2 separate regions of the Homo sapiens genome follow, and region 2 is linked to region 1. Evidence: read pairs that join two places in POLR2A ChIA-PET (ENCODE). Cell type or tissue: PC-9. All regions are shown on one strand.

The links. Peaks named below come from ENCODE experiments on the same cell type or tissue, not always from the same donor. Only the 100,000 strongest peaks of a DNase experiment are listed, where the experiment ranks them.
Region 2: POLR2A ChIA-PET joins it to region 1 with 9 read pairs; 2 of 35 experiments call an interaction of 5 or more read pairs at or near these places.

The regions. Positions count from the first base shown.
Region 1 is chr22:38,617,320-38,621,319 of GRCh38, forward strand. It overlaps FAM227A (family with sequence similarity 227 member A), which reads right to left. Exons shown (of 17, transcript NM_001013647.2): 11 at 2,893-2,972. Among named protein-coding and RNA genes, the nearest start is that of FAM227A, 37 kb to the right of the region's middle. In PC-9, no CTCF peak of the experiment used is centred here; no DNase peak of the experiment used is centred here.
Region 2 is chr22:37,896,768-37,900,767 of GRCh38, forward strand. No RefSeq gene overlaps it. Among named protein-coding and RNA genes, the nearest start is that of MICALL1, 7.5 kb to the right of the region's middle. RefSeq lists an enhancer at 1,996-2,762. In PC-9, no CTCF peak of the experiment used is centred here; DNase peaks (open chromatin) are centred at 1,194 and 2,194; H3K4me3 peaks cover 369 bases; H3K27ac peaks cover 2,996 bases.

The DNA.
Region 1 (4,000 bases):
GAGTCTTGCTCCGTCACCAAGGCTGGAGTGCAGCGGCACGATCTCAGCTCACAGCAACCTCCGCCTCCCGGGTTAAAGCAAATCTCTTGCCTCAGTCTCCCGAGTAGCTGGGACTACAGGTGTGTGCCACCACACCCAGCTAATTTTTTGTATTTTTAGTAGAGATGGGGTTTCACCGTGTTAGCTAAGATGGTCTCGATCTCCTGACCTTGTAATCCGCCTGCCTTGGACTCCCAAAGTGCTGGGATTACAGGCGTGAGCCTCCACACCCGGCCGGAGGAGGCTGTCTTAATGAATTAAGCCTCCAATGCCATTTGTTAAGGAAGCATGTCATTAGAAATGGGGCATTCAGGTACTAGAAGTGGGAATGTTGTCCTAGGGTTTAAAGATTAGCGGGGAGGCTGGGCCTGGTGGCTCACCTATAATTGAAGCACTTCAGGAGGCTAAAGTAGGAGGATTGCTTGAGCTAGGAGTTCAAGACCAGCCTGGGCAACATAGCAAGACTTCTCTATTAAAAATTCATGGTGACATGTTCCAGCTACTCAGGAGGTTGAGGCAGTAGGATTACTTGAATCCAGGAGGACGCCACAGCACTCTGGCCTGGGCAACAGAGTGAGACCCTGTCTCTAAAAGAATAAACCAATTAAAAAAAAGATTAGCAGGGGAAACAGCCATGATCAGAGTAATAACCAAATAATTACATGAGTGCTCTGAAGGAAAGGGACATTGGCCTGTATAATAAGGAACATCATCCAGCCCAGAGGGGCAGAAAGCTGACCCTGAGGATGAGAGTGAAGGGGGTTAGAATCTGCCATCCCAAAATAGGCCACTTTGCATAGGAATTATTTTGAGCTGAAGGCAATTGAAAAACAGCAGATGCAGGAAATCTCTTTACAATTCCAGTTTCCATCTAAAAGCAGAGCATAAATTTTCCTTTGTGAAGGTGTCCCCACTTCCCATCTCCAGTACCAGGAAGAAGAGACAACTCATCACTGGAGATGGCACCCCTTGAATCTGCATATAGAAATCTTATTGAAAGAATCCTTATCTTCCATTAGTTTCTCCCATATATTTACCTTCCCACAATTTACCATCCCCAGAAGCCTAAACCTCTTTTCCTTTGTCTTGTCACATCTCCACAATTAATTGCTCTTTGTTAGGGTGGTATGTGAACTATCAGACCTAGCCACTTCCTTGAGGTTTTCGCTTTCTTCCAATGAAGTCCTGTGTCATGTAAAAATACTAACATCAAATAAAATTTGAATGCCTTTCTCCTGTTAAACTGTCTATCTTTTGTCAGTTTAACTTGTAGGGCTCCATACACTTTGCCTCAGAGGGTAGATAAAAGGTTTTTTTCCCTCCCTACAAGAATCTGAACTGAGATGGAAGGATGACTATATATCTCCTAGACCAGGGGTTAGCAAACTTTTTCTGCAAAAAGCCAGATGATAAATATTCGGCTTTGCAGGTCCTAAAGTCTCTATCGCAAGTACTCAACTCTGCTGTTTCAGTGTGAAGGTAGTTGTAGACAATAGTAAATGAATGGCCATGGCTGTGTGCCAATAAAGCTTTATTTTCAAAAACAGGCAGTGAAAGGTCTGATTCATAGTTTGCTAAACCCTGCCCTGGGATTTTTTTTTCCAGCTCTTCAGAAAAAAAAAAAAAAAAGCCTTTATTTGTGGCATTTGGTTAACTGCATGCTATCAATGTCTCTGGACTTGGGGGTTGGGAGGAAATGCTGACAGTGACAATGGCAATGGTGATAGGAGCTTACCTGGGACAAGAAGAACAGGAGGTACAGAGGCCACATACAGAAAGGGAGTGTGGTATACAAGGAAATAAAAGAAGTCCCCTGAGGCAGGACCCCTGAGAGCCCAGGAGGTTGGAGAAGGGGTTGAGCCAGATGAGCAAGGCTGTGCAAGTCAGTCTACTAAAGGCCAGAGGAAGCATTCTGGGGTGTGGAGGGTGTCATTTTATTGGCTAGAAGTAGGATCTTATTTATTTATTTATTTATTTATTTTTGAGACAGAGTCTTGCCCTGTTACCCAGGCTGCAGTGCAGTGGTGTGATCTCAGCTCTCTGCAACCTCTGCCTCCCGGGTTCAAGCAATTCTTGTGCCTCAGCCTCCTGAGTAGCTGGGACTACAGGTGCATGGCACCAAGCCTGGCTAATTTTTGTATTTTTAGTAGAGACGAGGTTTCACCATGTGGACCAGACTGGTCTTGGACTCCTGGTCTCAAGTGATCTGCCTGCCTTGGGCTCCCAAAGTATTGGGATTATAGGCGTGAGTCACTGTGCCTGGCCTGGAAGTAGGGTTTTTAGGGTCGGGGGATAGGATAGGGTCAGGTGGTGATGGGATGATGTACTTAGCTTTGCACTTTGAAAAGATGGCCCTAGAAGTATCTGAGAACCTGAGGGAGACCAGTTAGGTGCCTACTGCAGTAGTGATGGGAGCTCAAACTAGGGTGGTGGGAGTGGAAAAGTGAGAAACAGGTGGTTCTGGGAGGTACATCAGAAGGAACATCAATAGGGCAGAGGAGAAAGTACGTATCAGGGATGACTGCTAGGTTTCAGGTTTGCCATGAGGATTAGTGGAGAAAAAAAAATAAGTAAAAGCATCTTGCACTGCAGCCTACACTGAAAACCTGGTTCCTTCCCTCTCTCTTCTCAATCGCTGCATTTCTGTGAATGCCCCTTAGTATGCCACTTAGCCACTTACCCATGGGAGACCTGGAGGCCTCCCAGGGCTCCTCACTTAGAAGATGGAGTGGACCTGGGCAAGGGGTACAGAGATGTGCAACTAACCGGAGGCCACTGATGCTCCAGAAGAACCGAGGGTTCCTGAAGCTTATGGGACTCCAAAGGGGTCCTGGTCCGTGCCTCCCCACTTACCTGAGGGTGGTAGAATTTCCTGCTCTGGGCTGGCTTCTGGGAGAAGGCTCTCTTACCAGCAAACAAAGAAAACTCTCTCCCTATAGAAGGGGAAAAGCTGTTATTAATTCCTCTTGTCATGGGACAATGAAGATTGTAGCCCAGGAGCTTGAGACAGCCTCCTTTCTGGAGACAGTGACACCCACCAGATCTAGGGTCTCTCTGTTGACTCCACCTGCTGGGCAAGTTACCTAACCCTGGTCCTGTTAGACTGTGAACACTATCTCCCTCTAGGGTGAATGCACCAATTAAAGGAAATAATGTATGCACAGGGCCGGCGCGGTGGCTCACGCCTGTAATCCCAGCACTTTGGGAGGCCGAGGCGGGCGGATCACGAGGTCAGGAGATCGAGACCATCCTGGCTAACACGGTGAAACCCTGTCTCTACTAAAAAAAAAAATACAAAAAATCAGCCGGGCATGGTGGCGCGCGCCTGTAGTCCCAGCTACTCGGGAGGCTGAGGCAGGAGAATAGTGTGATCCTGGGAGGTGGAGCTTGCAGTGAGCCGAGATTGCGTCACTGCACTCCAGCCTGGGTGACATAATGAGACTCCGTCTCAAGAAAAAAAAGAAAAAAAAAGTATGCACAGCTCTGTGCATAGGGCAGACACTCAACCCACAGGAAAAAAAGGACTGGTTTCAGAAGAAAAACCAATTCAGAGCTCTGCAAAATTAAAATGCTTAAATGCTTAAGAAACAATCTATCAAACTCATAGCTGTTAAATTTAATATTCATTAAAATGTCATTAAACTCAAGCAATTTATGGGTTAGGTTTTTCTTCACTTTGAAAAAACTCCCTGAGTCGGCCGGGCATGGTGGCTCACGCCTATAATCCCAGCACTTTGGGAGGCCAAGGTGGGTGGATTGCTTGAGCTCAGGAGTTTGAGACCAGCCTGGGCAACATGGTGAAACCCTGTCTCACCCTGTATTTTTGTACTAAAAATACAAAAATTAGCTGGTGTGGTGGAGCATGCCTGTAATCCCAGCTACTTGGGAGGCTGAGGCTCAAGAATCGCTTGAACCTGGAAGGCAGAGGTTGCTGTGAGCCGAGATCACGCCACTGCACTCC
Region 2 (4,000 bases), 720 kb before region 1:
GGACTCAGCCTAGCTGTTTGTTGTTGTCATTGTTGTTGTTGTTTTGCCCAGGCTGGAGTGAAGTGGTGCAATCTCGGCTCACTGCAACCTCTGTTCCCTAGATTCAAGCAATTCAGCCTCCCGAATAGCTAGCTAGGATTATAGGCTCTAGTCTCCTTCCCTTTCTTCCTGCCAAATTTCTGCCCCTGAGCTCCTCCTATAGAGTGACAGGAGCCCAACTATTAGGGCCTTGAATACTACATTAGCACCCAAACATCAATCCTGCTGGCCTGCTGGAAAAATCCCAGCACCAATAATAATTGAAGTTGAAGGGGAGATGGGAAGTTCCTAGACAGCAAAGGCTGGAGGCCTTGGGAGCTTTCTGTCCTGAAATGGCCTTTGGTATCGTGGATCAAGGCCTCAGTGCAGCCAGGGTCTGCAGAGGCTGTGGAGCTGGGGCTCCCAGCGGGGTTCTTGCTCACCAAACTCACAGGAAGATAACGAATGAATTTACAGTGAAAACCAGGCATGCAGTGGTAAACTGGACACAATGCCTGCCTCCATACACCAGAAGAAAGTTCTTTGTAAAGTCAGAAAGAGCTAGGCTGAGGCCAGAGCTAGGCTCACGCCTGTAATCCCAGCACTTTGGGAGGCTGAGGTGGGTGAATCACCGGAGGTCAGGAGTTCTAGGCCAGCCTGGCCGACATGGCGAAACCCCATCTCTACTAAAAATACAAAAATTAGCGACGTGGTGGTAGGCGCCTATAATCCCAGCTAGCTACTCAGGAGGCTGAATCGCTTGAATCCAGGGGGCGGAGGTTGCAGTGAGCAGAGATCACACCACTTCACTCCAGCCTGGGCAACAAAAAAAAAAAAAAAAAAAATAGCTAGGCTGAGTCCTGACTGCACTTTTTGTTGTTGTTGTTGTTGTTAGCTATGTTCATATTATATTCATTTTATTTTACTTTTATTTTTATTTTTCAAGTGTGACTGCAAGTTTTGACAGCTGTGTGGCTTTGAACATGCTTGTTGAACCCTCAGAGCCTTGTCCTCATCAGTAAATGGGGATAATGAGATAGCTCCTAGCTCACAGAATTGTGAGGATTCAATATGGTAATGTACCTTAACAACAAAAACAACACACAAACACACACATGATGTCTAGAGTGTGGTTAGTGCTCATAAAGTTACATAACTGTATCATTAATGATGTCACAATCCAATGAAGAGAGACAGGTATGCACAAATACATGCCATACAATGTGAGCAACAGTTCAAATGCCACCTCCTACATGTAGCCCTCTGGGCTGTCTCTCAGTCCCTGGCAGGAGGTGACAGGCTCCTTCTGGAAGCCCTATAGCATTCGGCCCCTCTCTCCATCACATCCCTACCCTTGTCTTTCTGTGACTGTTCGTTGTGATTGTTTATAGAGCTTCTTCCACACTGGTCTGCCAGTAGTAGACATGTGGAAATTCCTCTGTAAATTAGCAAGCACATCCCCTCTAGGTCCCCTCTAAGGGTGGGATTCTGTGAGAAGATCTGAAGTTGTGGCTTCTGTCTGGGCCCATCACAGAAGGCTTCAGGGAGGGGATGATGTCTGAGCTAGGTCATAAAGCCTGTGGACAATTTGGAACAGCAGCAGTAGCCATTTCAAGAGCAGTCAAAAGGGGAGAGAGCCTGGCAGGCTGAGACCTCAGCAAGCAGCCAGAAGCATAGAGAGTGTGGGGCAGCTGGATGGGGGGCCCTGCTCCCCTCCTAAGAGTCTCTACAACCTGGAGCAAACACCTCTGCTCTCTGGGCTCCAGTCTCTCCTCTCAGTGTACTGAGAGGGCTTTGCTAGATAAGGGTCCCTGCCAGTTTGGATATTTCAGTGGCTTCTTTGACCTGCCCCCTCGTGGAGCCCCAGACAAGTGTGAGGGTTTCCCAGCTCAGACAGCACCCGCCCAGTGAGAGCCAGCACATGTCCTCTCTGTTCTGGAGGGTTTAGTTGGAGGATAGTTCAGTTTTGGGGTAGGGAGGCAAGACCACTTGCCCAGTCCCAGGTGTATTTTCCAGAATGTGTATCTGCCAGGGCAGGATGGTCTATGAACAAAGGCTTGGAATAGCTGTCTGTCCTCAGGCATAGCTGGGATTCCAGAAGACCCAGGCCTCACCCAGGCGGGCAGGGGCGGGGCTCAGGGTACCGTCCTGGCATGTTCTAGGCATGCCTCTGGCCCAGCAAGGAGGGAACACGGTGAAGCAACTGCCACTCCAGCGACCAGCGCCTTCCACTGCCCCAGGCCCCAGCTCCAGAGGTCCCACAATGCTTCCATTGTCCACTGCTCTGCCCGGCTGCCCCCCAGGGAGCAGCTCAGAGCCAAGAACCTGGGCAGGGCCCTGATTCCTGGGGCACAGACTGGGTAGAAGAGAGAAGAGCAGAGTGGTCAGATTCACAGAAAACAGCCATGGAACTTGGAGAATTCCACCCTAAGAATCCTAGAATCGGCTGGGCAGGGTGGCTTATGCCTATAATCCCAATATTTTGGGAAGCCAAGGCATGTGGATCATGAGGTCAGGAGTTCAAGACCAGCCTGGCCAACATGGTGAAACCCCGTCTCTACTAAAAATACAAAAATTAGCCAGACGTAGTGACGAGTGCCTGTAATCCCAGCTACTTAGGAGGCTGAGGCAGGAGAATCACTTGAACCCAGGAGGTGGAGGTTGCAGTGAGCTGAGATATGCCATTGCACTCTAGCCTGGGTAACAGAGTGAGACTCTGTCTCAGAAAAACAAAAAACAAAAAACCCCACAATGTATTGTCATTAACAATAGTCACCATAGGCAGGGTGCCGTGGCTCACGCCTGTAATCCCAGCACTTTGGGAGGCCAAGGCAGGTGGATCACGATGTTAGGAGATCGAGATCATCCTGGCTAACATGGTGAAACCCCGCCTCTACTAAAAATACAAAAAAATTAGCCGGGCAAGGTGGTGTGCGCCTGTATTCCCAGCTGCTGGGGAGGTTGAGGCAGGAGAATGGCATGAACCCGGGAGGCAGAGCTTGCAGTGAGCCGAGTTCGCACCACTGCACTACAGCCTGGGCGACAAAGCAAGACTCCATCTCAAACAAACAAACAAACAAACAATAGTCACCACATTGTACAATAGATCCTTTGAACTTATTCCTCCTATCTAACTGAAATTTTGCACCCTTTGACCAACATCTCCCCAACCACTCCCCCTACCCACCAGCCCCTGGTAACTACCATTCTACTAGCTATTTCTTTCTTTTCTTTTCTTTTTTTTTTTTTGAGACAGGGTCTTAATCCATCACCCAGGCTTGAGTGCAGTGGTGCAATCACAGCTCACTGAAACCTCCACCTCCCTGGCTCAAGCGATCCTCCTGCCTCAGCCTCCCAAGTAGCTGGGATTACAGGTATGAGCCACCACACCAGGCCTCTACTCTCTATTTCTATGAGATCAACTTTTTTAGATTCCATGGGTGAAAAAAATAATTTTTTTCTTTTTTGAGACGGAGTCTTAAAATGTTTCTCAGCACACTGGATCCAAAGTAAGGATGATGAGATTCTATGTTGGGAAAACATTTAAACCTTGGCCTTTTTTTTTTTTCGAGATGGAGTTTCGCTCTTGTTGCCCAGGATGGAGTGCCATGGCGCATCTCAGCTCACTGTAACCTCCACCTCCCGGGTTCAAGCGATTCTCCTGCCTCAACCTCCTGAGTAGCTGGGATTACAGGCATTTGCAACCATGCCTGGCTAATTTTGCATTTTTAATAGAGATGGGATTTCACCATGTTGGCCAGGCTGGTCTCGAACTCCTGACCTCAGGTGATCTGCCCACCTCGGCCTCCCAAACTGCTGGGATTACAAGGTGTAAGCCACCGTGCCGGCCTGTTTTTATTTTTTTTGTTGTTGTTTTGTTTTGTTTTTGAGACGGAGTTTCACTCTATCACCAAGGCTGGAGTGCAGTGGCACCATCTTGACTCACTGCAACGTCTCCCTTCTGAGTTCGAGCAATTCTCCT